Linked DNA regions of Homo sapiens: region 2 is linked to region 1. A link is an interaction called in ENCODE POLR2A ChIA-PET data of the cell type or tissue named here. Cell type or tissue: MCF 10A. All regions are shown on one strand. Links, peaks and the distances in the headings refer to the core of each region. The heading gives the core; the rest is flanking DNA. Region 1 has its middle 200 kb from the start of MAFB. Region 2 has its middle 31 kb from the start of SLC32A1.

The links. ChIA-PET counts read pairs that join two places held together with the same protein. Peaks named below come from ENCODE experiments on the same cell type or tissue, not always from the same donor. Only the 100,000 strongest peaks of a DNase experiment are listed, where the experiment ranks them.
Region 2: POLR2A ChIA-PET joins it to region 1 with 5 read pairs; 1 of 35 experiments calls an interaction of 5 or more read pairs at or near these places.

The regions. Positions count from the first base shown.
Region 1 is chr20:40,481,644-40,497,548 of GRCh38, reverse strand. No RefSeq gene overlaps it. Among named protein-coding and RNA genes, the nearest start is that of MAFB, 200 kb to the left of the region's middle. In MCF 10A, for the core only: no CTCF peak of the experiment used is centred there; DNase peaks (open chromatin) are centred at 3,798, 4,278 and 7,418.
Region 2 is chr20:38,685,664-38,701,568 of GRCh38, reverse strand. No RefSeq gene overlaps it. Among named protein-coding and RNA genes, the nearest start is that of SLC32A1, 31 kb to the left of the region's middle. RefSeq lists an enhancer at 8,484-9,707 and a silencer at 15,426-15,626. In MCF 10A, for the core only: no CTCF peak of the experiment used is centred there; a DNase peak (open chromatin) is centred at 9,008.

The DNA of each region.
Region 1 (15,905 bases), core at 2,843-10,842:
ATTTGAGCAGGGTTTGGAAGTGACACACAATACTCCACACAGCATCAGCTGAAGCAGCTCAAGTGAGGCTGAAGATAAACTGCCGGGATGACCCACTGACAAGGCTGGCGCCAGGGTTCTCGCTCTTGGTCCCCTTTACAGGAGGCTCTCCACAACATACCTTGGGCCTCCTCACAGCATGGTGGCTGAGTTCTAATCATGAGCATCCTAAGTCACAAGAGGTGGAATTCACCAATTTCTTAAGGTCTTGGCGAAGCTTGCAGGAGGTCACTTTTGCTATATGTTATTGGTCAAAGTGTCATAAAGCTGCCTAGATTCAAGGGAAGGGACGGAGACTCCTTCTTTCAATGGGAAGTGCTGCATTTTAAAAAAGTGCTATATTTTTAAATTTTTAAATATAAAATTTAAAAATTTTATATTTGTAAATTTGCTATTTACAAATAGCAAATATATGTAACCATCTCAGGGGTTCCTTGAACCATTACTTTGATCCAGTATCATCTATCACTGGTTAGGGTGACCTGATAATTTCTTGTCCAAACTAGGAGACCTTAAAAGAATAAAATGGGATGCTAGGAATAACAGGACCAGCCAATGAGTGCAAAACAATGGTCCCAGACAAACCAAGTATTCAGTCGCCCTGTCTCTGGGGGCAAAGATTAATGCCTTTTAGGTGTCCCCAAGCAATTTTGGAAAGATTATATAAAGACCACTGTGTTCTGTTTAAGTATGGAATCCACTTAAGAAAATCTTGGTAAATCCTTTAAAAATAAAGAGTAAATAAAGAGTAATGTCTTACCTGGATATGAAATCATCGTTTATCTGGACATCTCATTTAAATAGAGCTACTGCTTTCCTGAATCTTCCAGTTAACTGTACTGCTCCGTGAGTTATGCCACCATTAGATACAGAGCACCCCTAAATGCCACTGGCTGTGGCTGTCCTGGCCTCTACTTGCTGAGTGTTCATTCTGTACTTGTCTCTGGGCTAGATCCCGAGAAAGCAGATGTGGGTAAAACATGAACCTGACCTCTAGGTGCTTGTAACTTATTAGATAAGACAGTCTAGAGCCAATAGGCCATTGTAAAATTCAGTGATAAGGGCCACCATAGAAGTAAAAGTCAGATTTTGTGGGAGCAATAAAAATCAGGTAAATGGAAAAATTCCAGAAAGATTTCACAGAGGGAAGTTACATCAATTTACTGTTTTAATTACCTAGAATGTCTCAGGCACTTTGCTAAGCATTTTATGTCTATCATCTCCTTCAATATTTAGAAAACCCCCTTTGGGGTAAACATTATTACTATCTGTAAGTTATAGATGAGGAAACTGAGGCTTAGAGAGAGGAAGTAATTTGCATACAAGTGGCAAGCAACAGAAGCAGAACGGGTACTGGGGAAAGTGTGACGGAAGATGAGTAGGAGCTTCCAAAGCCTTGAAGAAGGGCATTTTAGGCAGAGGAACCAGCACTGGTAAGGATGGGCTAGTGGAATAGAGCTTGACTAGCCTGGGATAAATCTGGCCATTTGTTGTGCTTGGAGCACAGCTGCGGGGAGGTGGCGGAAGGAGGGTGAAGTAGGGTCTGGCTGGGAAGGAATCTTGCAAGGTAGAGAGTTTGGATATTCCCAACAGGCACTGGGCTCCTTCTGTGTGTTGAGGCAAGGAAGTGAGTAGAATGTTAGTCTTAGCCAGCGTGAGCCAGCTCCAGCCTGGGCCCCTTGCTCTTCCAGGAGTAATCCGTGGACCAGCAGGATCACCCAAAAGTTGCTTAGAAACATAGCATCAGGTCTCACCTCAGACCTATCGAATCAGTGTCTGCATTTTAGCAAGATCCCCAGGTGCTTTGTCTGCACATGAAACCTTGGGAAGCACTTTTCTGGCACAGCGCAGTTCCCAGAGTTCATAACTTTATCTTTGCTCACAGTCAAGACCTTCCGCTGATAGTTTCCAGTATTGCAAATCCAAACAATGGTTTGCAAAGGTTTTGAGAAAAGGTCAGAGGTGTAACATCAATAACTGTGATCCAGCCATTAGATTTCCTTCTCCTGGTTGTTCTAGTGACCTGCACACTCTGCAGTGGAACCAGGCCCAGCTCTGGTTCCACCCACCCCCTCCAAAAACTTGGAGGAAGTCAGCTCAACAATACAATTTTGTGGGCCACTGGCAGGTACCACTGGTCACTGAGTTCTTATATCATGAGTCCATTGTTGCTACTCCCTGGGGGCAAGTATAGATATGAACAGATCCCTACTCTGCCTGGCTCATAGAACAGCTAACCAAGGCTGAATGGGAAAGTGACATCATATTTTACCAGGACAGGGGCTTTCTCTGGTGAAGCTTGGGGGTCTGAGGCCTGAAATGGCTCCCTTTGGCAATCATAATCTCTGCTCACCTGGAGACGCTCTGGGGCAAGAGTGAGGGCAGATGGTGGGGATATCAGATACCAGAAGGCTTACGTTGCAGAGATGTTGACTCTTGCTTCTGGCCATCAGGGAGCCTTAACTAGTTCCTAATGTCAGGAGGGGTGATGCTGGGTAGAAATGCATCTTCCTGGACACTTCCATTTTTCCTCCTTCCCTCTGTAAGCCATTTCATAGGTACTTCCTCTTCCATGCCAGCCTGTGCTGACCTCTGGGATGAGGAGTGCAGAACTAGTTATTGACCTGCAAGAGCACTCAGGATAATGGAGAGAGAGACAAGCAGTGCAGTGTTTTAAAGGCTCTGAGGGAGGGAAGCAGTTGGTGCTGGGAGCACAAGAGGAATGGGTCTCTGGTTCCACCTGGAAGACGGCTCTGCCATTTGCCACCTTTAAGTCTTTGATCCAATGTCACAGCCCCTTGGATCCTTAAAATCTTAGCCATGTATGCCATGGCTACACTAGTTTCCTCTTTTAGGTTGAGGTGGGGACTAAAGAGCCTATGGGACAGTGCCCAGCTGAGGATGCAGCACAGGGTAGGCATTCACAGAATCTTGCCCCCTAACCTCAGACTCCAAGCAGGACCAACCATCCTGGTCACCAAAGAGATACATTGAAAGGGCTGGTTTCATTTCCAAGCCACAGTTGCCCAGGGTTCCTCCCTGTCTCGTAGGGAAGTGACCTCCCTCACGTGCCTGAGAAGATGCATGTGATGATGGCGTGCCCCAGGCAAACAAAGGGCTCTTGCAAAACCTATGATTCTCTCCTTGTTGCAGAGGAATGAAAGGGAGGGAGGAAGTAGGCACCCCTCCTTCTTGCATGGCCCACAAGGGGTCTTAAGGCTATTTTTATGAAGATGGACTCTGGGTGATTCAGGGACTCACCCTAAAAGCACTTCTTTCTTGCTTTCCTTTTCCTTCTCCTCCTTCTCCTTCCTCCTTTTCTCTTCCTCTTCCCTTTTCTTTTAATAACATACCTTCTATGCATTTTCTTGAACTTTCTCCCATAGAAGGTAACCCTCAGAAAACAGTGAACTACTCTAGGCTCCAAGGGGCTTAGTAGGAGAGCTTGTTCATTCTGTGGTTTGCACCAGCCTGGCAGCTGGAGAGCACAAGACAATGCTCCCAGGAGGGCGGTAAGGCATAAACCTGGTTCACAGAACTCAGAGAGGCTTCAGAGACCTGGAACTAATAGGCTATAATGTCAATGAGAAGTTCAGGCCCAGCAGAGGAGGTGAGCAAGATGGGACCCTGCTCTTCCTCCTATTGGTCAGACTCTATCCATTCTTGCATGCTCGGCTAGAGACATTTTTCTCTTGATAATCTGCTTTTCTTGATGCCCCAAGGCTTTTGGTCTTAGCAGTAGGTGATGACTAACCCCTTCCTTTGAGCAGCGAGAACTCTGTGTCCTTTGAAGGTAGTGTGAGTAATGGGTCCACTTCTGCACTGTGGCTTAGCCTCTCTTCCTAGTCACACCAGGAGTGGCCCATGCTATGCGATCTCATGGGGTCCACATATATGCATACTCCCTTGCACACCACTAGTGTGTGTACATTTATTTACACCCATATATACACTTATGATTTAAGTGTACTTGGCTCCACACAACTCACAGGTGCAGGCACCTGCAGCACAGGGCTCATACTCCCCTCCACAAGCACGTCCTGCCCACTGACTCCATCAGGGAGCTTTGTTGCCTGAGCCCCCAGGTGTTTGCAGACCTAACATTGGCAGTGACTGAGTGGGTCTTTTGGTGACACATTCATAAAATCTCATAAATCGTCTCTGTGCAACGTCGCATGAACATTTTTATTTTCTTCAATAAATACACACATTCTTATTTCCTAACAGCTCCAGCATTGGCAGAATGCCCGGCCAAGAGGTCCACTTACTGTGCACTTGGCCAGGATGCACAGTGGATAGGAATGGGGCCACTCTGTTGGTTGTTTGAGACTGAAGACATCTTTGGGGACCTGGGATAATGGAGGTCTGATTTGGATGGGACAATAGGAGTCATCTTGTCTGGATACATATTCTACCTCTCCCTTGCAAGCCATTCATCTTTTCATTTGTTCATTTTTTTCTATTGAAACTCTCTTACTGAGGTTTAAAGCAAAAGTTACGTCACGCCTCAAAACTCAAAAACTGAGGCTCAGAAAAATTAAGTGATAGTCAAGGATGGGGCCTGAGGATCTGCATTTGAACGACACTCCAGGTCATTCTGAGGCAAGTGGCTCCTGGTCAGACTTGAAGAGTGAAGGTATTTTGTGATTAGACCTCAGGGCATAAAACGTATTTTTCCCTTTTTCAAAATAAAAACACCACGAGTTCAGGAGATTGAGACCATCCTGGCCAACATGGTGGAACTCCGTCTCTACTAAAAAAATACAAAAAAATTAGCCGAGCGTGGTGGTGGGCGCCTGTAGTCCCAGCTACTCGGGTGGCTGAGGCAGGAGAATGGTGTGAACCCGGGAGGCAGAGCTTGCAGTGAGCCGAGATTGCACCACTGCACTCCAGCCTGGGTGACAGAGCAAGACTCTGTCTCAGAAAAACAAAATGAAGCAAAAACCAAAACCAAAACAAACAAACAGAACAAAACACCTTGGACATAATAACTCTGAAGAAGTGAGGAGTTACTCTAAGGACAAACATTTTTTACCCAAAACTTAAAACTCTAATAACTTTGGAGTTGACCCTCCAGAGAGGCTGGTGGAGGTGGGCTATTTACCCCTTTCCATGCCAGTGCAACCTTCTCCTGGCTTTGCTCTAACTTGAGTGTCTGACTGTCACTTGCCCCACCTTAAAAATGATGACATTACCTTATAAGGTGATACCTCTTTACCCCTTACAAAGTTCTTCCACAAATATCATCTAATCCCCACAACAGTCACTCAGCGAGCTGTTCCCACCTTCATTTTACAGAGTGGGAAGCACAGGGGTCAAGGTGAAGTTTCACTACCAGTAAGGGTCAGAGCCTGGACTATGACTTCAGCTCCCCAGCCTCAAGTACAGCTGCTAATTGCCATGAACTAACAACCGTTTGCTTGATGTCAGGGGGTTGAGCTTCCTTCCCGTGAACTTCCAGGTGGCCATTGTGATGTGTGCTAGGAATTCCAGGGCTGTGGTAACAACAGTCTCCTGGAATGGAGAGAAGGCAGGAAAAAGGGAGATGAGGGCTGAGGGCAGGGACTGGAGGGTCCTCATTCAGCATTGCCCTATTTTGTGCTATCAAGTCATGCTGATTGGGTGCCATGTCAGAAGTGAAGGGGGACATGTAAAACAAAGGAGACATCTTTTCTCTGAGGCTTTTAAAGTTAAAAGCTTGGGTAAGGTGGAAGTGAGGGAGGTATAGAACTCTTTGCTTTGCTTTGGTTTGTGTTCTGGGAGGTCCATTATGAAGGAGCCATCAATGGTCTATGAATATCACAAAGGACATGGGCCAAAGGGGAGCTCCATGAGCTCTGATGTACCAGCCTCTTTCTGGGTCCCCCCAAAATCCTGCCACCAGTGAGTGGGGATGGGGCAAGTTCTCTCCTCTGGGGCACATTTGCTGAGCAGGATGTCAGAATAGATCACACAGTTAATCCCTTACAGATTCTGTGCTCATTTGAGATGCTTCCAGAATACAGAGGAAGATGTTGATATTATCTTGACTCTTCTGACCCACCCATGGGAAATCATAAATTCTGGTCACTTCAGCCTGTTCTCTAAAGTCCCGAGTCTTCCGTATTCCTATTAGCCCCGTTTCCTACTTCCTGCTTTGTGCTTGTGCTCACAGAACAACGAGATGTAACTCAGGAGTCTCTTGGTGCCTCCTCTGTCACTTGTATGTCTATAATTCATCAACTAAATGGCTTTGGTGGCGGGGATGGAGGTTTTGCATGGGCTTAGCAACATGGACTTTCACTCCTCAAGGCTGCTGTCTCTGGCTATGACAACTGCTCACTGCTTTACCTACTAACAGGAGTGACCCACTCTGATTCCTCAATATGGCACTTTTCCCCTGGGGATCAGCCTGGTGGTAGGGTAATTACATTGAATTATTTTTATCATAGAAGGAGCAGTGCTTTGTTCTCATGGGAACTGACACTTACTCTAGAAATAGACTTGTTTTCTCTGCCTGAAATGCTGCTTCCAGGACCACCACGGATCTCAGAGGGCCCTCTTTACCATCAGTGTTCCAGGAGCATTTCTTCTGACCAGGGGACTCATCTGACAGCAAATGAAGATCAGCCATTGGCTCATGCTCATTAAATTCACTGGCCTTTCAATGTCCTCCATCAGCCCAAAGCAAGTGGCTGATAGGATTCTGGAATAAGCCACTTGGAGACTTTATGGCACTGACTGGGTGGTAGCACTTTGTGGGGCTGGAATAATCAGTGATGGTTTCGCCACAGCCAGGTTTCATAGGTCTGGGAATGAACTCCTCTTACTATTACCCTAGTAGTCTGAGAGCAAAGTTTTTGCATCCTTCCCTGTGAATTTAACCTGTCTTTCCTCATTTTTTGAGATGAAGTCTCACTCTATCACCCAGACTGGAGTGCAGTGGCACAATCTCAGCCCATCGCAACCTCTGCCTCCTGGATCCAAGTGATTCTCCTGCTTCAGCTTCCTGAGTAGCTGGGATTACAGGTACCTGCCACCATGCCTGGCTAATTTTTGTGTTTTTAGTAGAGATGGAGTTTCGCCATGTTGACCAAGCTGGTCTTCAACTACTGGCCTCAAGTGATCCACCTGTCTTGGCCTCCCAAAGTGCTGGGATTACAGGTGTGAGCCACCGTACCCAGCCTAACCTTTCCTAACCAAGAAGACTTAGACCCCCAGGGGAGAAGTGCTCCCCCAAAAGGGGCACAATAACAGTTAATTAGAGGGAAGTTGAGACTGCTTCCTGGCCTCCTTGGCCTCCTCATGTCCCTGAGTGGACCCACAAAGAAGGGAGTTACTGTGCTGGCTAGGGTGACTGATCCTGAATACCAAGGAGTGACTGGGTTGCTACTACGTAATATGGGTAAGTGGAGTATGTCTGGAATGTAGGGCATTCCCTGGGGCACCCATTAGTATTTCCAAGTCTGGTGATAAAAGTTGAAAAACCACCATGACCAAATACAGGCGGGACAGCTGACAACCCAGATCCTTCAGGAATGAAGCTTTGGGTCACTTTATCAGGCAACAAAGCATGATGAGCCAGGCTACCTGCTCATTGCAAAGGGAGTGTGAAAAGGATGGTAGGAGTGCACCAGGACTACCAGCCATGGCCACGTGACCAGTTGAAGAAATAAGGCCTATAGTAATTATGAATATTTCTTCATTATTTTGATATAATTATATTTGTATTAACCAAGTCTTTTCTTTTTCTCCACTCTCATTCTCTCTCCATCAAATGCAAGACACATTAAGAGAAGTAAACCTTGTAACTCTGCATTTAACTTACAGAATATCAAAAGGGTGTGACTAGGTGTGGCTTAGCTGCAAGATGAATGAACATTACCCAGAGATGGCTAAAGTGACATGTGGGACTTTGTATCCTCTTTTGGGGTGATAGCATGTTTTCAACTGTTTGAAGAATAGTTGGATCATGTTAAGCAGAAATATGACTTTGCTGGTGTCTTTATTTGGGTATTATTAAAAGAGTTATGCACGGATGCCAAGTTGAGCAAAGGGTAGATGGTGATGGTTTTGAACTGTGCCAATTTAGCAAAGATGGAACTATGTTTCCCCACATTCCCCTCCTTGTATGGTTCTAGGTTAGGGTTGGCCACAAGAGAAATTTACCTGAGACGAGGAAGGTGGAAAGGAAGCAGCTCTCATTTTACTCTGAAGATCATTAACGCAATCATGGAAAGTGTAGGGCTCCACACACTGCTACAGCCCTTGTATGATTTTGCTGATCAGCTCCTTCCACTGGATCTTGTTGATCAGTTTCTCTGAGCCTGGTTCAGGTATATGTGCAGCTCTATGACAAATGGTGTCTGCTTCTTCTGAAAGTTACCAGTTGTCAAGGTTAGACATGGAGAGAGAGAGATGTGGATCCCAGTTCCTTCCTCTCCTCTTCTTCACATCATTTGATATCCTGATTGCCAACCCTGCTAGCCTGTAGCAACTTCAGATCCACCACCAGATGCAGAGTCTATAGCCTTCTGTACACTTTTCCACCAGCTCCAACAGTCATATTAGGGCTAATTCCTATTATAAATCTTTTATTTCATACCGTTCGTGGGGTCCTGCCTACATATTCAGAAATTTGTTCATGGTAGAGAAATATTTATTAAGTGTCTTCTACATGTCAGGCATAGTCTGGGGGTCTGGGATGTATCAATGAACAGAAGAAAAATACATACTTATGCATTCGGGACATGCTTTTATACCCCACATTTTAATAATTCATTGCCTATTAGAAATAAAATCTAACTGCCCTGTGTTCTTATTTGCTACTCCTGGCAATCCTACCCATCATGGGCAGTGAGATACTGGTGGACTTCCAGCCCTGTGTTTGGGACCCAACTTTGTACCATTCACATTGCACTGATAGCCTCTGCAGTTCCACAGCCTCAGCACATTTGAAGTGACTCATGGTGAGTCTGAGTTTCCTCCAACAACAGTCTTTTTATTAGAAGCCCAAGCTCTCGTTCACTTTTTTACCTTTTTGGAGACCAAGGTAAATTTATTACCTTGAAATAAGTGGTGCGATGCTATATCCTCTTTAATTCTCACACCAGCCTTGTAAGGTACATATTATTACTAATTACATCTACAATGTAGAAAGTGAGGTTCATAGAGATTTAGTAACATGCCCCAAATCCCAGAGCTGGGAAGTAGTAGAACCAGGATTTGAACACCAGTCAATCTGACTTTCAGTGGGCTTTGTTCACCTACCTTATTTATGTCATAGATGCCTCAGTTTCTCAGCAAGGGGAAGCATACCTATGTTGAATCAGTTAGACTCATCTTTAGCAAATAGTCCAATCTGCTTGGATATATAGCCTTGGGCTTCTTTTTGGGAAGCCCAAGCATGTTGATGACCATGGGGTGATGGTGATGATGATCTCCAGGCACAATGAAGGCTGAAGAAGAATGAGTTCTCACGCTTACAGAACACTGATGGTGGTGACCCATTCAGTTGACCTGTTTCTCTGGTTTCCCAAGGCCAGGTGCTCATCTCTGCTGTAAAGAACTCCATCTGTGACAGGGACTGTAGAGGCTTGTTAGGCTGGTTCTCTTCCAAAGTAGAATAGAGGATGTCACGCATCGTTGGCACCAGGCTGTGGTCTTGGGGGCAGCTTTGGGGAACAAGCCATTGGCTGAGATGAGGGAGCCAGAGCAACAGCTCAGCTTGTCTTCAGGTCTCTTTCTATTGACCTCTTTTTAGAAGCAGAGACAGATGTTGACAGAGACACACACACATTTGAGATGATATTGCATATAGTATTTTGTATCATGAATCTTTTCCTAACCCTATATTACAACTTTTTGACAAGTTTTTAAACATTCTTCAAAAACACGATTTTTAATGACTGGGTAGTATTACTTATGGACACACCATAATTTAATAGACAATCTCTTTGTCATCAGTTATGTAAGCTCATTCTTTTTTTTCCACATTTAGTAATTAGCTTATTTCTAGATGATTTATATTTTAAATTACATATAGGAGGTATTAAATATTTTTAAAGTTACAAAGATGATAGATTTCCATTAGTTTTCTAATATGTTATTATTGCAATTTTGAAAAAATGTATATTTATTTTATATCAAGCCCTTATACTCAATCTTCAAATTAACACATTTTTATTTGATTGTCTTAGGATTTGAGATGTGTGGTAATGTCATGAGTAAGTGTTCATAAATTCATTTTCTTTTTTCTAATAGTTACATTTCAATGTTCTTCTTGTTTTATTGCTTTAACTAGAATTTCCAGAGCAATTATTAGTGATGATATTGTAGGGAACATTCTTGACTTGCTCCTACTTCTAATAGCAATGCCGCTTATATAGTGCCATTAGGTATAAAATTGACTATTGCTTTCAAGGTAGACATTTTAATCATGTCATATTAGGTTTGAATTTTCCTATTCCTTATATTCTATGATTTTTTTTCCTAAAAAATGGACATCAAACTTACCAATTACTTATTAATATTTATCCAGATAATTGCACTTTCATTGACCTGATACATATATTTGTAATGTATCATTAAATAATAGCATTAAATAGCTCTCATTAATAGCATTAAATAATCTCTTTATTAGTGATTTTAAATAACTGTTTTTAATATTTTAATGAATTACATTTGCTGGTGTGCTTGTAGAATTTTTGTAACAATCTTTAAAAGCAAGGTTAGTTTATAGTTCTGATATCCATATAGTACATGCATACTGACATAAAAGAGATGGGAATAAAATACATCAAATTGTTAGCAGTGGTCTCTTCTATGTTGGATGGTGGAATACTGGATTCATTTTACTACTTTTCCCTAAAATTTAATATACATTTTTATGACAAAAGTGAACATTATATCAGTTATCTACTGCTATGTAAGAAATCAACCCAAAACTTAGTGGCTAAAATAACAACCATTCTATTGACTCATGACTCTGAGGGCCAATAATTTGGGCTGTGCTCAGCTGGGTGTTTCTTCTGTTGGTCTTGCCCACAGTTACACAATTCTATTGCAGTCAGCTGGTGGATTTGCTGGGGGCCGGTTGATCTAGAGGACCCTAGCTGAGACACTTGTTTCTGTTTCCTGTCATGTCATTCAACTTGATAGAAGGAGCAGCAACGTCAAATTGCAAAGGAGGGGTGCGTGCAGCAATGAGAAGTACTATTGCAGACAACTTTGCCAAGTTAGCTACAAACATGCCTTATAATTAAAAACAAAAAATAATATTTTAAAAAAGGATAATATGCAGTGATGAAAAAGATGGCAAAGTGAGTTTTTTACACATTGCCGATGAGGCTATTAACATTGTAACAAAAAATGATTTGGCAATGAATTTCATGAGTGGTAAAGTGTTAGTAGACTTTGACCTAATTTTTCTATAACTTGGAGTTTATTCTAAGGAAATAATCAGTTTAATAAAAATTATGTATAAGAATTTTTCTGTATAGCATTATTTATAAGTGAAATATTAAACACAATGTAAATGTCAAATATTAGAGGATTTAGTGACAGCAGATGGCATCTCCATATGATGAAACATGATATAACCACAAAAATTATATTTTGGGCATGACAAAGTTTAAAAAGTAAGATTTGTGTGCTTTCATTGAGTCTAGTTTTGAAAATTGATTGTATTCATATATGTTAATACAATAAACTTTTCTTCATATGAATACAACACCATACATGTATGCATATACAGAAAAATAACTGGAAGACCTATATGAGCATAATAATGGTAATTATTTCTGGGTGGTGCTTGGGTTACTGGTGGTCTTTATATTATTAAAGCCACAGGTGTCAGTTTGGGGCCAACCTGCCACTTTTGAGTTAGACAGTGCGGATTTTAACTGCCATCCCATGTCCTGTGGAAAGTCCACATCTTCCTAATGAGTTGTGTGGATCCTTGAGGACTTGCATTCTCATCATCACCTCTGATAGTGACTTCTTATCTTTAGAATTCCATTATTCCATTCTCTCTTTTGTGTGTGTGTGTGTGTGTGTGTGTGTGTGTGTGTGTGTGTGTGTGTGTGTTTAAATTATTTTTGTAGAGACAGGGTCTCACTACGTTGCCCAGGCTGGTCTCGAACTCCGAGCCTCAAGCGATCCTCCCACCTTGGCCTCCCAAAGTGTGTGGTTCTTATATCTCTGATCTGGTAGCTTAACCAATGCATGGGGCATAGTTCCTTCTCTTTTATTTCTACCTCCAGTCCTCCTTCAAACAATCTGGAATATGAATCTCTTGCATGTACCATACTAGACTCTTACTAAAGATCTATGGCTTAAGAGAAGGGTTATTATCATATACCATATAAAAGATGAATACATCCTATATTATATCAGAGATACTTAAAGATTTTCTTTTTTGTTTTCATGGACCCTATTGGCAGTTTTGTGAAAACTATAGACCCTTTCAAATATTATGTTTTTAAATTCATGCAATAAAATGTACAGGATTATAAAGAAAATGAATTATGTTGAAATAAAGTTATCAAATATTTAAGAAAAAGCAAACTGGTAATACAGTGATGTAAAGTGCTTCTTTATTAATAATGCATTCAGTAACATGATACACAGGTTAGACAGAAATTGAGTATAATATTAAAGTAATGATAAGTATAAATGATATCTTGAAATGTATTCAACAACTACAATATGACATGAGACCATCTGTGATTTCTATTGATTGCAAAGCCACAAAAGTTACCAATAACTATTGTGATGTGTTGCCTACATTTATAATTGAAGAAAATGTTAATTTTTAGTTGGAGGTTGGTGAAACTAAGCTGTAATTTTTCCCCCAACTCAGTTCAAGGACTCCCTGAATTTTATCTCCATATCAATTGGGATCCATGGGCCCTGGATTAAGATCCCTTGTATTAGATTCCTGTTATTCAAAGTCCATTTGGCTCTCCACATGGGTAACACTATACCATGTTAAGCTTCCTTCTCTTGCCATACTACTTTTCTCTCTCTCCGTTTCTCTCCTCCCAGTTTGTTCTGGGAAACTTGGAATTCTTCTCTCTTTGTTAATTGGAGTGAGTCTATAATATCTGATTCCTAATTTTAAAGGTATCTTCTGCCTTATCTTTGAATGTCCACAATCCTTCAGCGTGTTTTCAATCAAAAGAACTGGTCATCTACCCCTTTTGTATTAATAATTATGTTAGCCCCTGCTCACAGAGTGTTTTCCATGGATGAACATTGTTCTGAAGAGGGCCTTATTTCTTTTTATTTTTGCAAGGGGCAAAGCTTACCCAAAGTCATGCAGCTAGCAGAATGTGGAGTCAGCTCTCATCCACCGTACTAGGCTGCTTTCCATTAGTAGCACCCAGAAGAAAATGAAATGGAGCTATTTGGGTCTTTCTTTTCATAGGGTTGGCCATCTTTAGAAGGCAATTATTTTAAAATAGCATTTTGTTTCCTCTGGTGGTACATTTCTAAATCTTTCACAGTGGTTTTCAATGCTTTGGCTGTCTAGGCTCTGGATCCTCTGGGAACTGCTAGGAGAAAGCTAGTGCATAGAATGAGAGAAGATTGGAGCAAAAGACTCTGAGAGAAGCAGAAAGAAGGGGCATATCTGGGACTTCCTGGGTCCAGTCTGTTTGGAGGACTGGCTGGAGCCTGCACCTTAGGTTCTCAAGTAACTCCTATGGCCTTCTATCATAGGCCCCTTCAAGGCTTATGTTGTCTTCAGTTGGTTTTTGCTACTTGTAAACAAATGTATTTAACAAATACATAATTGACATACATTAGTTTTAAAACCAGGAAGAGAGTACATGTTATCAGCAAGCATTATCAGTTATGAGAAAAGATGTATCATTCTTCCCAGCCTATGTCCCAGGATTGTGCCATTCTAGTGGTAGTAGAAGTGATGAGAATGGTGGTGAAAGTGATTTTGGGGAGGAAGGTACAAGAAAATGAGAATGCATACATATCCTTCTTTGTGTTTCTACTGTGGTTTTTAAAGCATTGAAAAGCAGTACCATTGTGGAAGGTGTAGAAATGTACCACCAGAGGAAACAGAATGCTATTTTAAAATAATTGCCTTCTAAAGATGGCCAATCCTATGAAAAGAAAGACCCAAACATCTCCAAATGTATATTAATGTTCACCTCGTATCTTAGCCACTCTTTTGGGGACAAATAGCTTTTTGTTGCTTGTGAAAGTTTATTTGTTGAATTTGTCTTTCTGTATTTCCACCCTGTGGGAATATATACTCCTGCAAAGTAGAGGCCCTTTTTGTATCTGCTGAATTCTAAATGCCCAGTAAAAGATGAAATGCAAGACAGCCACCATGATGCTGTTGATACTTGGTGGACTGTGATGCTGGTGAAAGTGGTACCTTCCATCTTGGTTTGTATTTGCTAAGTCACCCTCCTATCTTCACTAACCAAAATGCTAGTCCATAAAGGAAATTTCCTGTACTCTGTTAGTGTCGGGAACAATTATCTCAGGTCTTTTACTCTTGTTTTAAACTTGGTGTTATCCTAATTGTTCCAGGCTTGAAGTTTGTGTTTAGTCTCCTTGGCATGAAGGACTTGCTTTCCCTTAAGAAATGTAGCTTCATCTTTAGGCTTACTTAGGTAGGAGATCATAGTTATCCCTTAGAATCTCAACCCCAGGCCCTGGCTTGCCAGCAAACACTTTGATATGGGATGCCAAGCTGGAGTGTAGTTGGAATAGAGGTGGGAAATATGAACCAGGTAACAGGGAGGGTGGTTTTAGTCAAATCCTTTCATTTTTATGCCAAAAGAAACCCAATTCAAAGCAGTGTAAGCAAAACAATTAACATTTTAAATAACTAAAACTATGGGCATGGCTGAATCCAGGTGGCTCAACAATTTTAAAAGAGCTTCTCTCTCTTTTTTTCCCCCTCTTTTCTGATTTGCTCCCTTCGGTGTATATTTCATGTTAAATAAGCTCTTTTTCTCCTGTTGGCAATTAGTAATCTCTAGCAATTTTAGACTTACCCAGACCAGCCTTGTGATTCCAGTGACAGAATAAAAAAAGAGTCTTTCCCAATATCAGTAAAACAGATGTATTCGTATCTTGGGCTCAAATTTTGGACCAGTGATGGAACCACATGACATGGGGAAAGGGAAGGAAAGAGGTGTGTTGGGAAGATGCAGACAATAGATTATCCACTGCAGTGGGAATGGCCAGAAGAATAATTATGTGGGAAAGACAGGCAAGGGAAGTGACGAGGGTGAGAGTAACAGTGGTGTTGTTGTGAATCCAGTCATGGAAATGGTGACGCTGGTTATGGTAGTGGTGGGGTACTGGTGATCGTGAGAGATACTCCTTTTTGTTCCAGATCCTACTAATTCTAAGAGCACAGTCCAGGAGGATGGTGTATGCAACCCTATTAGTAAAGACACATGATTTCCTGCGGTTCTTGCCTTTAAGGGCAGAAAGGGCTACACGTTTGTCCTAGAAAAAAATTCAATGGTTCCTGAGTCAGCAAGCTCCCTATGCTTGTGGAAGCAGATCACATGGTATCTCAGAAATATACCTATGCATGTTAGCAAAACAACAGAGAAAAACAAGCTTCTACCACCAGGATGGCAGGAAGTGTGGTCAGCTTTCTTGGAGGTGAAGCCAAGATGAAAGGTCGTTGACTTGTACTAATGAAGAGGCACAAAAACTGCTGATTTAAAGAATAATAATAAAAAAAGCACCCTGGGGGACATTTTATTGCACTTAGAAAATATCCAAGTTCATCCTTCATATAAAAAAGTAAAAAAAAAAAACATTTTGACTTTCATAAAAACCAATAGATTAATACAGAAAGAAAAAGTTCCCAGCCAAGAACTAAGCCACAGTTGTGTTCA
Region 2 (15,905 bases), core at 5,241-13,240, 1.8 Mb after region 1:
CCGGGCAGGGGAGGGGGAATATAGCCAGTCAAGGTGCACTAATGAGCGAGTCACTGCTGTGGGCAACTGGGGCTCAATCACATTGGAGACTCTGAGCAATATTGCAGAATGTGCCTCAGAATTGGCCCAGCAAGGGGCAGAGAACCTGGATCCTTTAGCCACTGACCAACCATCCCTCATAGGTTGAGGTTGCCCTCACCCTGGGGGCGGGGTTGTTAAAATCTCTGGCACTTCCAGGTTGCCCTGTGAGTGGACTGCACTAGCTCTCATGGCACCAGAGGAAGACCTCAGGCTGAGAAGGATGAAGTGAGGATCCAAGATGGGCAGCTGCTAGCAGGCCCTGGGACTGTCCACCCAGGCCTGAGAAGAACTTGGAGGTGGCTGAGGGCATCAGCAGTCTGCTACCGTTCCCCACTCCAGGCTCCAGGACATTGCGTCAAGTCACTTCACAATCTTTTCTTCTGGGTCCAGACAGCTTCAGAATCCTCACTGTGGGGCCCTGGGTAGCTACCCATCATCGGGTCACCATTCAAAATGAAATTCATTTGCTATTGTAGTGAAGATCCATGGACCCATGGGTCAGACCCAAAATCCCCACCTTCCAGCACTGGGGGAAAGGCTGGAATGGTGCTTTATACACTGGGAAGTGCTGGGCACTTGTCAGAGGCTGTCATCAAACTGACCCCTGAACAAAGCCCAGGCTCTCTATTCACAGGGGCTGACCTTCGGGCAGCTGGGTCCCACCACAGAGGGGTCTTTATTCATGCAGTACATTCCTGCAGGAAATAGACAAAGCAGATGGTGGGGCTGCCCAAGGGAGACAGGCTGGGTTTATCAAAGAGCAGCAACACCTGACCATGCCGACATTGCTCCAAACACAGTCTGAGCAGAGGAATTCCATCCAGATGGCACTGGAAAGAGGCCTCCAGAACTGGAGTTGCCGGGCGGGGGTTTCGGCAGATTCTGCCCAGGCCAGCTGTTACCTCCCCTGGCCGGGGCTAAGGGGCCTTTGAGTGGAACTGCTGGCTGCCAGGCATGGCGGCAACAGCCTGTGGCCTCAAGAACAATGCTTTGGAAGTGGAGACTTCTGACAATCAATTAAAATGATCAGGCATCCAAAAGACCAGAGAGGAAGCAGGTCTACTGAGAGAGCCATCACCTGAATAAGTAGCTGCAACCTCCCGAAGTGGGGAAGAAGCTCAAACAGCCAATGGGAGGAGCAGCCTGGCAGCCCCACCCCACACCCTTGTTGTTGCTCCTGCTGGTCAGCTGGATGCTTCAGGCTGAGGAGTTTTTGGATTTCTTCCCTCGCCTGTCTTAAGATTCCTGAAAAGCCAACACTGAGACAACAATGTGAGTGCTAATAGCTGATTTTGCAGATGATTCCAGTGGGGGGATGCGGAGAGAGAGGGAGAGAGAGAGAGAATCCAAGAGTCCTCAAGTGAAGAACCCATAGGACTCAGGGTGCAAACTAGAGTGACCAGTGCTCAGGAGATATGGGCAGGGCACCAACGATGCCCGCCACATCACTTTCTCCATCTCCTCTTCCCTTTCTCCTTTTTTTCTCTCTTGTTTTCTTCCTTTCCCCCTCTAGATTCTTACTGTGCCTCATGTTTCTCACCTTTTCCTTGTGGAGCCTGGGATCCAGTGTTTCTTAAAGTGAGGTCCCCTGACTAGCCAGGAGTCTTGGTATAAATGTAGACCCCAGGGCCCTGCTCCAGCCCTAGTAAATCAGAATCTTTGGTTGTGGTCCATTTAGATAAAATTCCCCAGTGCTTCTGATGCATGTGGATGTTGCTAGTCTAACCCCCCTGCATCATGGACACAGCAGGGATTTGCAGGTTCTGGAATCCCAGGTTCTGCCCTTGCCCCCACCTGTCCACCTGCCTCCTTGGGCTTGGATGCTACCAGCTGACCACCTTGCTTCCCTGAAGTCTTCTTCTTCTTCTTCTTCTTCTTCTTTTTTCTTTGGAGACAGAGTCTCACACTGTCACCCAGGCTGGAGTGCAGTGGCGCCATCTCGGCTCACTGCAACCTCCGTCTCCCAGGTTCAAGCAATTCTCCTGCCTCAGCCTCCTGAGTAGCTGGGATTACAGGCACCCACAACCACGCCCAGCTAATTTTTTGTGTTTTTAGTAGATATGGGGTTTCACTATGTTGGCCAGGCTGATCTCGAATGCCTGACCTTGTTCTACCCGCCTCGGCCTCCCAAAGTGCTAGGATTACAGGCGTGAGCCACCACACCCAGCCTAGGCTCCTTCTTTTGCCCAGCTACTGGACTGGCTGCCTCTTGGGTGTTGCCTCTGCCCTGGACTGATCCTTTCTGAGATTTAAGGCTTAGACCTTTATCCAACAGTTGAGAAGTGGTGCCCATCCTACATACCATCATTCACATTCGCCACATCTGTCCAGGTGCTCCTCAGAATGGTCCTGGTCCACTGGGAGGGGAAGTCAGAGATTTAGGTCCTTCTGTGCACACAAGCAGTCACAACAAAGTGTCCCACTAAAACACAGTGTCCCATGACTTCACTGTGTGTAGCACAATACCCAATTTGCAGAGTAACACACAGGCACATCATTTACGTGTACCTTTGTACACCAGACAGCGTAATATAGCCACGTGCGAAGTCACTGATAAATTTACAGTGTGTGTGTGAGAGACAGGACTAGCTGGATTTCTTAGGCCGACTAAGAATTCCTAAGCCTAGCTGGGGAAGGTGACTGTGAAGTGCAGCGGACAGAAGTACAGTGGACACCCTGCCTGATCCAGAGGGGTGGAAGTCAGCGGCGGGTCTGCGAGGGCGGCAAACAGCAGTGGTGGATGGCAAGCGAAAGCTCAGCTCAAGCCTTAACCAACACGGACCAGAAAGAGTGTGCAGTTGCAAGATTTAGCAGAGTGAAAACAGAGCTCCTGATCGGGCTAGAGGCTCGCCATTGTTCCTGCATGGCTAAGTGCCTGGGTTCGTCCTAATTGAGCTGAACGCTAGTCGCTGGGTTCCACGGTTCACTTCTGTGACCCACGGCTTCTAATAGAGCTATAACACTCACCACATGGCCCAAGATTCCATTCCTTGGAATCCGGGAAGCCAAGAACCCCAGGTCAGAGAACAGGAGGCTTGCCACCATCTTGGAAGTGGCCCACCACCATTTTGGGAGCTCTAAAAACAAGGACCTCCCCCGGTAACATGTGCACATGAACACACACACACAGAGGTGGCCTCTCACAGTGGACCACCAAATTACATACAGTAATGTGCTGTATCACGATAACACACAGGCAAAAATTGTCACAGCACAGAAAGAAACTCTTAGAGCAACACAAGATCCCAGACATGTAGCCTTAGGGTAACACAGTCACAAACCACATAATACAGCTGCACAGCGAGACAGTGTCACAAACACATATGTGTACACACACACAAACACAGAGTAATTCAGTCGATGAGTGGACTCCTATACACTGGCAAAAAGAAACCCACACAGAGCATAGCTCCAGAGTAATATACGGTCATGGCATAACCACACACCCTCACACAATAACACACAGTCTTGTAGCGGGGGTGCAGAGAGGCAGTATCATACAACCCCTGATTCAGCCGCAGTCAGACAGAGCAGGATGGGCACCAGGGAGTGGGATGAAGTCTGATCTTGAGGAGAAAGGTAGGCTTTATTTGAACAGATGTCTCATAAAGCAGCCGGGGTATTATTTAGCTGCTTTCATGAGCTAATGGATTCCAGTGGCTCAGGAGCCTGGGGAATTCATTAGTGGCCCCCAGAGCACTTGCTCCTCCTTTACACCCTCCCACCCTTACTGACTTCTCACTTCTTCGCTGCAGCAGCCAACCTCCATCCCCAAAGAGAATGCCCTATTTGAACAAGAAGGGCAGAAGCCGAACAAATATTTGCGTCTTCAGGCCTCATTTGGCACTTACTGTGATGGGAGCTTCCTTCTCGGAAGAACAGATTCTGCTCGGCTTGGCCTGGGTGAGAGGCCTGGGTTCAGGCTGGGATCTCTCCTGGATCCCCATCTCCTGCTGGCTGGGGGGCCCTTTCTCTCTCCCTCCACTCACCCCATGCCTCCCCCATCATTCACAGCTGGGCTGTCCCAAGAGTGGTCCACCTGCCACTTCACCTCCCATCCACTTCCAACCCACTTTAACCTGGCTGCCACACGTCACTCCACCAAACTGCTTCATCCAGGACCTCCGATGTCATCCTCATTCTGCTCACCGACTCTGTGGCCTGGGCCGCTCGCTCTTGCCCACATTTGCTCCTCTCACATCTGACTTCCAGCACACACCCATCTCCTGCTTCTTTTCCTGCCTCTTAGTTTGCCTCTTCTCATCTCCTTCCCATGCTCTGCCCTTGATGTCGACACTCTCTGGCTCTCAGTCACTGACTCTCTCTGAATGCCCCCAGGAGAACTTGGGTACGTCTACATTCCACACCATCTACAACCCCTTCTGCTGGTGGTCAAGAGTGGTGATTAAGAGCACAGACTCTCTAGACTGCTATGGTTCAATCCCTCCTTTGGCACTTGCTAGCTGTGGGGCATTGCAGAAGTTACTTTGCTTTTGTGTGTCTCCGTTTTCTCATCTGTAAAATGGGGGCAAGGATAACTTCTACCTCATAGGGTTCTTTAATGGCTAAATGAATTAATATATATATAAAGTGCTTATGAGAGTGCCCGGCACTTAGTAACTGCTACATAAAGGATGGCTGTTTTCATTACTCCCAATGTAGTGATAACTTACACACCTGCACTTGTAACAGAAGAAAAATATGCTTTGCTAGCTAACCTTGTGTGTTGGAATGCAAAGTAAAATGAACAATTGAAGACTAATAGATGCCCTCAAAAGCATAGGCAGAGGTGACTGAGAAAGTCTCAACTTATGAATAACTTATACACAAATATCACGGTTTCCCCACTGGGAATATCTCCCATAATTGTAGCCGGTGTCCAAGATGGCCCCAGTGATTCTCCTCTCCTGGTATCTATGCCTTTGGGTAGTCCCCTTTCACACTGACCAGGACTGACCTGTGTAAGCAACAGGATATGGCTGAGTACAGTGGCTCACGCCTGTAATCCCTGCACTTTGGGAGGCTGAGGCAGGAGGATTGCTTGAGGCCAGGAGTTCAAGACCCACCTGTGCAACATAGCAAGACCCCCATCTCTACCAACAATAAAAAAGAAAGAAAGAAAAAATTATCCAGGCATGGTGGTGTGCACCTGTAGTCCCAGCTACTCAGGAGGCTGAGGCAGGAGGATCACTTGAGGCCAGGAGCTTGAGGTTACAATAAGCTATGATGGAGCCACTGCTGTCCAGTAGGGGCAACACAGCAATATCCTGCCGCTTAAGAAGAAAAAAAAAGCTTATGAGACATTGTAGAAATAATGAGATGTGACTCCCAAAGCTATCTCATAAATGATATTGCAGTTTCTACCTTGCTCTCTCTTGGATCGCTTGCTTTGGGGGAAGCCAGTCACCATGTTGTGAGGACACTCAGGTGCCCTAGAGTGAAATCCATGTGAGGAGGGATTGAGGCCTTTTGACAACATCCAGAACCAATTTGCTATCCAGGTAAGTAAGCCACCTTCAAAGCAGACCCTCAGTCCCAGGCAGGCCTTCAGAAGACAGCTGACATCTTGACTGCAAACTTATGAGAGACCCAAAGCAGAACCATACAGCTAAGCCACTCTTGAACTCACAACTTATAGAAACTGTGAGAGGTAATAAATATTTATTGTTGTTTTAAGCCACTAGGTTTTGAGTGTTTTTTGCTTTTGTTTTTGTTTTTTTTTTTTGCCCAGCAGAAGATAATACACCCACATTTTCCAATTCAACACTCTTGGGAAGTGACTAAGGAAGAAAGATTTTTTAATGCTATTATACACCTTAGAGAGAATGAACAAGACCTGCCTCATCTTCATTCATATCTCTGTTTCCACAATTGAGCTCCCGAACTCTGCCCCTTACCCTCTGTGCCCCTGATGTGAAAAATGTTGGTGTATGGGTTGAAGGCAAGATGAGATTAGTAATTCTTAGGCCAAAAAGTTGAATATGTTTGCAGAATTTGTCTAATTTATGGGCTCTTGACTGGGCTTATGGAGTACATGGACTTCTAAAATTGTCAGTGGAATGTATATGCAAGGACACTCTTCTGGGGAGAGGCCTATAACTTCAATAAGATTTGTAGGCCAGGTACAGTAGCTCATGTCTGTAATCCCAGCACTTTGGGATGCCCCGAGGTGAGAGGATCACAACAAAGCAAGACCCTGTCTCAAAAATAAAGGGGGGATTGTAAATGTGTCAGGACACTAAAATGTCTAGAACTACTGACCCAATGTAGCACCCATTTAAAAGACTGGACAGCAAAAAACAAAAACAAACAAATAAAAAAATAAAAGATTGGACAGTAACAATGAGGGTCCAGAGAATGTTAGAAACCAGAAATTCACAGGGAACCATCAGCACCCCAAATATAATAGCCAAGAGTGAATTCAATTGGATTGAATTCTAGAGCTCAAGGGGATAACTATTATCTATTTTGCTTACCATAGGCTCTCTAGATCCTAGCACTGTGCCTGACACATAGTAGATGCACAATAAAAATGTGCTGGGGCTGGGCACAATGGCTCATGCCTGTAATCCCAGCACTTTGGGAGGCTGAGGTGGGAGGATCACTTGAGGCCAGGAGTTTGAGATTAGCCTGGGCAACACAGTGAGATCCTGTCTCTACCAAAAGAATTTTTTTTAATTAGCTGGACATGGTGGTGCATACCTATAGTCCCAGCTACTCAGGAGGCTGAGGTGGGAGGATAGCTTGAGCCCAGGAGGTCGAGGCTGCAGTGAGCCGTGATTGCATTGCTGCACTCTAGCCTGGGTGATAGAGCAACACTGTCTCAAAAAAAAAAATTGTATAAATACCACCCATTCCCTTGACCAGCCCTAAAAATGTATTGGATGAATGAATGAATGAGTGAATGAATGAAGTAAATAAATGAGGGCAGCAGAGGGACAAAGGACGCATGGGCAGGGACATATTTGACATGAGTCAGGGGATCTTGGCCAGTTAGAAAAGAAACAGACCAAGCAAAGGGCAAGCATTTTGGTAGGAAATGGAGACAGAAAGAACTAGAGATCTTAGTGATGCTAAAGAGAAGGCAGAGTGGAATTAGAGAATGAAGAACACAGGAGCTGTCACCAGAAAGTTTAATATTTTCGAGACGGGTAAGTTGTGGGTGATGACAAAGTCTAGAATGTGTCCGCAGGCACGAACTGAAGGGGTAAGGGGGTGGAGGTCATTGGAGTTGACAGGGTCAAAAAAAACTACGAAGCCAGGGTGCTGGATGGTTGTCCAAAGCAACATCAAAGTCATCCATAATGGTGCCAAAATACAAGCTAAATAAATAATCCTTTGCATTCTTTCTGCATCAGCAACAAATGAGGAAGCAGAGTGAGGTTTGCAGATATACGTAAAAGATCAGAAAAAAAGGCAAGAACAAGAACCAGTTGAGAGACAGACATGAGAGAAAGAAAACAGGAGGGTATGAGAGGTGAGCCCATGAGAAATCACAGCCTAAGCATAGAAGAGGAGGGGAACGGGGGGATGATCTTGCCACCTGGGGAGTCAGGCAGAGCAGACCTCCAAGCTGAGACCCAGCAGTGCTCCACACTGTACTCAGTGGGCCTGGTTAGTGGGGGGTAAATCTCAGATCTCCCACCGCCCAGCCCTCACATATATTTATCTCACTGGAACTTCATACCACCTGGCAGATCTGATAGTTACAGATGAGTAGCCCCAACTTACAGTTGAAGAAACTGAGGCCAGGGAGTGAAGTGACTTGACTATGATCCCTAAATCATTCATCAAGCTGGGGTCAGGGAAAGAACTAGGACCTAGGTGTGCTGAGTCCCCATTTCATGGCTATTGGGGCTATGGTAGGGAAAGGTTGCGCAGCAGTGGGGGAAGGGATATAGCCAAGCCAGGGCAGTGGAACCCATCCCAAAATATGTCCCCAAGTGTAGGGTCAACAGCTTTGCTCCAGTGGGGTGGAATGGGAAGACACTAGAAAATGTGGGAGCCCCTCCACACCCAACCTTTTTATTTCTCAAGAATCCAGTGCTGGAGAGAGGCTGTTAGTGCTGAATCCATGGCCTGCATAAACCACCTCGAGAAAGCTCTGTTCTCCCACTCCATTCCCTTAGCAGCGTCTGTGGTGCAGGGAGCTGGGGAGGGAACTGCTTGTCTGTTATCATCCACTAACACCTGTGCTCTAGAGATAACATGATTAACTCCAGAGAACAGGGGTCAGAATAGTGGGTGCACAATGGAGGCCACGGGTCCCTGGGTGACAGGAAGGAGCTCTGGGGGCCTGCTGGGAGGAGGGGGTGCTGGTGAGGTGCCAGGGGTCAGAGACACACTTTAGATCTTGCTGCTTTGCCCTGGGGGCTCCATGCAGGCCTTTCCCTAGGCAGAGGGGTCGCCCATTGTTTCCTTATCTCTGGGAGCCAGTGACAGCCTGTCCTCCAATGATGCTGATCATATGGTATTGTTATCACCCTGTGCCTGTCACCGGCCAGGGCCGTGGGGCTGTCAATTTCTGACAAACAGCACTTGAGCGCTAAAGGGAATCTGTTCTTGGCCTTATCTCCGACCTGCGTATCCTGCTTTAGCTTCACATTTGGTCCCTGTGGGGCCATCACTTTGCCAATAGCAGTCCCTGGGGCACCCAGATAAGTTGCTAGCTGCCTGTGCCCTGGGGCTCTAGTCAATGGCTGTGGGGACTGGCAGTGCCCAGGCTGGCACCTCTGGTCCAGGTCAGCATCAGCATCTCCGGGGCACTGTGGCCAGAGATAATGGCCAGAGCCGTGGCCACACCACAGGCACAGAGATTAGCTTGGGGAATGTCCCCAGCTTCAACATTCAATAGCTGTGTTGTCTTTTCATTTGCATACAGAGTTTGAACAAGACAGAAAAACAAGTCAGCACCACGGACAGCGTCCTGTGAGGCCTTTCATTAAGCCAAAGCAAGCAGGGAAGAAAGGAGGAAAGGAGAAGGTAAGGGAGGGAGGAGAAAGGGAGGGAAAGGGGGAAGAGGCAAAAGGAAAAGGAGAGGAAATGGTGATGGTAGGGGAGGGAGAGTTTCTTTGCTGGCCAAATAATGGTGTGGTATTTTTTAGTCTCTACTTTCAGCTTGGCCAGTGGTTGAAGAAAAGACTATTTGACCAAGGAAGGTTAATTGAAATTAAAGGTTCTTCTGACCTTAGATAAAGAAGGATATGTGGCCAGGCATGATGGCTCACAACGGTAATCCCAGCATTTTGAGAGGCTGAGGCAGAAGGAGTGCTTGAGTTAAGGCAGATGAGACCAGCCTGGGCAACATGACAAAACCCCATCCCTACAAAAAGTACAAAAATTAGCGGGGCATGGTAGTGCATGCCTGTAGTCTCAGCTACTGGGGAGCTGAGGCAGGAGGATCATTTGAGCCTGGGAGATTGAGGCTGTAGTGAGCCAAGATCCTGCCACTGCACTCCAGCCCAGGGTGACAGGGCAAGACCCTGTCTACACAATAAATAAAATAGCATAAAAATAAATTAAAATTTGTTTAAACTTAGCTGGGCATAGTGGTGCATACCTGTGGTCTTAGATACTTGGCAGACTGAGGAAGGAGGATCTCTTGAGCCCAGAAATTCAAGGCTGCAGTGAGCTATGATTGAGCCACTGCACTCCAGCCTAAGTGACAGAATGAAAATCTGTGAAAAAAAAAAGCAATGAGATACTCCACACCAATAGAGACCAAAGAAGGAACTTGGAAGCAATGACGACAAACACAAAGTAAGCATTTGTTGTGCTCCATGCTAAGTTACTTATATGCCAGAACTCAACTCATTTAGCCCACCCACCACCCTTATGACATAGTTGCTATCAGATTCCCCATATTACAAATGAGGAAACAGAGTATGAATGAGGTGTAATAACTAGCCTGAAGTTGCACTGCCAGCTGATAGCAATGTCTGTAACCTTGGGAGGAAGTAGATCCCAGCTTAACTTTCCTTCCATTTCACTCCTTTCTGATCTCCTCCTTTCACCTTGAGTATCCAGTATCTTTTTGAATTTTTAGTATGAGTTGGCTTCTTAAACTTACTGGTTTACATGCCCCTATGTTTGCAAAAGGAGAGTACTGGGTTTCATTTTTTAGCTTAAAACACTTTTTTGGATTTTCCAGCTAGGGCATGGTTTGCTTCCATGAGGCAAAAAATGGGCTATTTGGGGAAGACCTGAGGTCTGACTTGCTGCCCATAGTCATACTGTGGCTGATTCCTGAGGAGGGGGCAAGACTTGAATGCTTGAAAATGGACCTCTGAGATTGTCACATGCAAGGCTATCTCAGGAAACTCCTTGTGTGTTTGGCTGATCTGAGGTAAAGATAATAATCAGAAAGCCCCCAAAGTCAAGCTCCAGCTTTGCTGTCAACTTTTCATGACCTTGGGAAAATCCCCTTTTCTCTCTAGACCATACAGGGAACTCATGGAGGCCCCATGTGGTCACACAGGGCAGATACTTGCCACATGTTATTAATTAAGGATGAGTTTTCTCCATCTATTTTTCTTTGGAAATAAGAAGTGCTTCATTACTTTGTAGCATAGCCTGATCTGAGTGCCTGAGCCTGTGTTTCACACTGAAGATAACACTCAGTGTACAAGGAGATGACAGAGCATGTGCTACTAGGGAGATTAACACTGGATGGGAAGAAGGTAGATGATTGGCAGATGGAGGAAGGCTTACACAGCCTTGATAAATAAGAGTTGCCATACACTGTAACTCTTTGGGGGAAGCTCAGAGATCCTCCCTAAGGCACCCTTCCCCCTCCCCCCAACACACACACATTTAAATCCTCAAGGACATAATTCCTGAGCTACAGAACGGGGCTTTTTTTTTTTTTTTTTTTTTTTGAAATAGAGTCTCGCTCTGTCACCCAGGGTGGAGTCCAGTGGCACAATCTCAGCTGACTGCAACCTCCGTCTCCCGGGTTCAAGCAATTCTCCTGCCTCAGCCTCCCGAGTAGCTGGGATGACAGGCACGTGCCACCACACCTGGCTACTTTTTTTGTATTTTTAGTAGAGACAGGGTTTCACCGTGTTAGCGGGGTTTCACCATGTTAGCCAGGATGGTCTTGATCTCCTGACCTCGTGATCTGCCTGCCTCAGCCTCCCAAAGTGCTGGGATTACAGGCGTGAGCCACCGCACCCAGCCAGAACAGGGGCTTTTGATGGAAGGAGATAAGATGGCTTCACAGCTCTTCTTCCCCATGACTTTCTCTGATGAGCCCTCTTTGGGGCTTCCCTCTGTCCTTATGGATAGCTTCTTTCTTGGCACATCCTGAGGCTGGTGCTCAGGGCCTCTTTAGCTTGGGGGAGAGAGCAGTTGGCATGGTTTAGTGAGTATCACAGCAGTCTGGTAGATATGACTTAGGGTATGAGCTACAGAATGGAAAAGGGTCTTCTTTTATTTCTTTATTTTTAAACTTATTTTTATTTTTAAAGTAAAAATAAAGATGGCATCTTGCTATGTTGCTCAGGCTAGAGTGCAATGGCTATTCATGGGCACAATCATAGCTTGCTGCAGCCTTGAATTCCTGGGCCCAAGTGACTCTCCTGCTTCAGCCCCTTGAATAACTGGGAATACAGGCATGCACCACTATGTCTGACTGACAGGGATATTTTGAAGAGAGTACCAACTCATAGAGAGATAGAATGTGCTCAGCAGTGTAACCTTTGCAGATAAAGAGAGATCCAGGTTCAAATTCGGGCTTGATGACTCTAGTTGTTTGACCTTGAACAAGTTGCCTCAGTGTCTTCATCTGCTTGGGAGAAATGGGTTTGAAAGATCTGTTAAACCTCCAAGTTGACAAGTCAAGTAGGCTGGGCCTCAGAAGAGAGAATAGGACTGAAAAAATAAGCATAGGAGCTGTTGTCTATGGATGATCTTGTAAGTCATGGGAATAGATGAGTTTCCTGCAGGAAGGTTAGGAGAGAGATGTGTTATCTTGGGCAAGTTATTTAACCTGTGTTTCAGCTTCCTCATCTGCAGAATGGGGATGATAATAGTATTTACCTATTGTTCTGAGAATTGGATTTAGATAGCTCATGTTCAAGCACTTACAGTCTGGTAAATGCTTAATAAAGAAGGATGATATTATTAATCCTTACCCAGCACTTCAAGGCTCATGTAATCATCCCCATTTTACAGAGAAAGAGACTGAAGCTCAGAGAGTCTAAGGTCTCATGAGTTGTAAGCAGCACATGACTATCTATAAACCCATGCCACACTGCTCCTGTTCTTGTAGGAGACTACCATATAGACACAGTTCTTAAAATGCAAGAGGTGAGCTATATGAATCTGGCTAGAAAGGGCATGGCTGATCCTCCAAATGGCAGTGGTAGGAGACTCTGGGTTCAGAAGAAGCCATGGTAGGGTAGAAACTACCATGATCCTTTTAGGATAAGTTCCAAGGACAAACTCCATATTATGTGCACACCCAGTTCCCTATCTCCCACATTTAACCCCCAAGTTGATAAATGTTTTCCGTGATTCAGTTCCTCCCAGTTCCAGAATCCAATGAAGCAAGGTTCGTGCAAGGAGTGAGTCCCATTTGCAGCCTCAGATGAGCCAGTGAGGCAGAAAATGTAGATAATAAAGAGAGTTAATGACAGGCCTCTCCAGCTTCCCGAGCTGGCCCTTGGGGAGGAGTCAATGAGCTCCTGTCGCTGCTGTGCCGGATTCCCGATTTCTTCATCTTCTGTCTCCTGCACAGTCCCCTTCCCTGCCTGGCTTGCAGCCTTGGCCACTGATTGCAGCAGTTCACACTGGGAAACAAGACCACAAGAGATCTGGGGTATCTCTAGGGCAGTGGTGAGATGTGGGTGGCAGGAGGCAACTTGGTTTTCTTAGCAAAGATTGTACAACTTCCCCAGCTCCCCAGAAAACAAACTTCCTTAGGAATCACATGGAGATGACATACAAGGAGGGTCCCACCCTGGAACTCATTGTTAATACCACTAGTAAAAACTGTCACTGAAGTGGGAGAGTTAGAATATGTCAAGCGCTACACCGAGAGTTTTATATATAGTACCTCATTTAGTCCTTACAACAGCCTTTCAGTGATTATATTATTATTATCCCCATTTTACAGATGAGGAGACTGAGCCCATAGAAATGACATTATTTTCTTAAGGTCACACAACATGTAGTTGGCAGATCTGGAATTGAAATCCAGGCCAATATTACTCCAACGTCTAGGCTGGATTGCCTCTGTCCTTACATATTGTCTTGAAAGACAATCAGTTTCATTAATTTATTCAAAAATTACCCAGTCTGTCAGAGAAATGGTCCTAAGCTAGGTGTCTCTTACTTCCTTTGTTGGGAGCTCTATGCCTTTAGCAATAAAACCTTGGGTTGTGTGCTTTCTTGATACTAATTGAGTTGCATGATTGACATTCTAGAGTTTGTGGTCAACTAGAATCTTCAAATCTTTTTCATGTGGACTAGGGTTAAATCAGTGGACTGTATTCACACAACACACAATGGTTTCAAGAGGTTTTACTACCCTGGGAACCTGATATCCTTCCCCTCGGTAGTTCAAAACAGAGATATTGCATTTAGAATGGTTTTCACTTTGTTTTCTGTTTTTACTTTTTAATCAAGGTATAAGTACACAGTAAAGTGTGCTTATTTCAAATATATATCTAGTTCAATTAATTTTCACCCATATGGAAATAGAGAACATTTTCCCCATAAGATTCCTATTCAACTTCTCTACCCCAGAAGTAACCACTATGGATTTCACTGTTTTAATTTGAAATGTTCATTTTTGCAAAATATCAACTTTTACAAAAGGAGATTTAAGTCTAATAGAATCCTTTCATCCCAGCAATTAACATTGTTCATTCTTCCTTTTTTTTTCAGTTGTTGCTAAGTTTTGAAAAGCCCTTTTACCTTATGATATCTGATGACTACCCACATTTATGTTTTCTGGGTTTTATCTATGTTTAAAAAATATTTTATTGCAGCCATAAAAAGGAATGAGATCATATCCTTTGTAGGGACATGGATGAAGCTGGAAGCCATCATCCTCAGCAAACTAACACAGGAACAGAAAACCAAACACTGCATGTTCTCACTCATAAGTGGAAGTTGAATATTGAGAACACACAAACACAGAGAGGGGAACAACAAACACCAGGGCCTGTTGGGTGGTGGGGGGTGAGGGGAGGGAACTTAGAGGACAGGTCAGTAGGTGCAGCAAACCATCATGGCACATGTATACCTATGTAACCAATCTGCACGTTCTGCAAATGTATCCCTTTTTTAAAAAAAAGAAACAAAGAAAAAAAAGAAGCACAAAAATATGTTATATGTTTATATTATTTACACCTAGGCATTTAATTCAGTTGGAATGTATTTAATGACTGCTCTGGTGTGAAGGTCAAAATAATTTTTTCTCATCAATTATCTTTATACCATTATTGACAAATTGTTCCCTTCTAAGTTGATCTTTGAAAGTTCTTTTATTATAAATTAAATTCTGATGTGTAACAACTTTCCCATCCTTAAATTGGGTTATTAATGATGCCTATCTAACAAATGAGGGCAAAAACCAGATTATGTGTGATAAGGTAAGTGTAGCATCTTAAGACAGTTTAAGTTTTTGCACACAGTGGGTTCTCAACAAGTGTCAATTTTAATCCATCCGCCTACCCCCCAGACCCTCTCCCACACATATTTAAGGCACTGTAACTATGGAAAGAACTTTCTAATAAAACTGTAAAACAGGCTAACCCTGGAGATCAGATGTGCAGCCAGAAGTCAGAGCGCCTCTGATTAACATGTTTTTGAGAGATTCTATTTCTTTCCTGAGGACCCAGATCAATGACTCCCAAATGCCAGTTTTGAAGCTGATGACAATGCATGGTGATGTTTCCTGTGTTTCTCAATGAAATTAGAAAAAAGGGCAAACAAGGAAGTTTTTACAAAACCATTCTAAATAACTGTTCCTTATTCTGAGATTATGGCTTTCCTACTTATTAAGTTTTAAAATGCCTTTTGTTTTATTCAAGCATTGGAGAGAACAGGTGATAGTTGTTACTCTTAAATGTCTTCGCTTGGCATTGTCCTTGATGGCTTGCAATTTTTCTGGTTCACAAAATCCTGAAATCTCACAACAAGATCAATTGTGAGGTTGACTGCAACATCACAAGAAAAGGATCCAACAATTTCGGTTGACATTTTTCCCATTTTTCAGAGCACCATATACTATACATAGTAGGTGGTCAGCAATCATTCATTCGTTCAATCCACAAAAGTTACTAATCACCTGCCTGGAAGTTTGTTTGTCATTGGCCAAGAAGAAACCCATAAAGCAGGGCAAACTTGATTGGGCTGAGAACTGTGGACCAGGCATTTACCTCTGGGCGTTGTGCATACATTCAACCGCTCCTCTCGCCCAGCCGTCAGCACCTCGGACAGCTCAGCCGCAATTACCCGGGTCTCTGAGGAAACCTAACTAAACATAGACAAAGGCATTTTTACATTATCTTTTCTCCGCTTCATTATTTAAACAAGCGCCTCCTGTTCATACACAAGCCTTCCTCTTCGTATTCTTAAACCTCCCTCTCAGATTGTTTGCCTCGCAGTTTGCAATTCCCTAGCAAAACGGCGAGCTCCAATCTGAGCTGCGGAAATGCCAATTTTAATTAAAAGTGCAATTTTCAAATCCACCCAAAGCTCAGATAGGATATGGCACACTTGATGCCCTGTGATCTTTCTGGCTGCTTTGTTGATTAAAATGGGTGTCGCTCTAAGTGCTTTGTCAAATCTTCACAAAAAGGAGGAGAAATTGA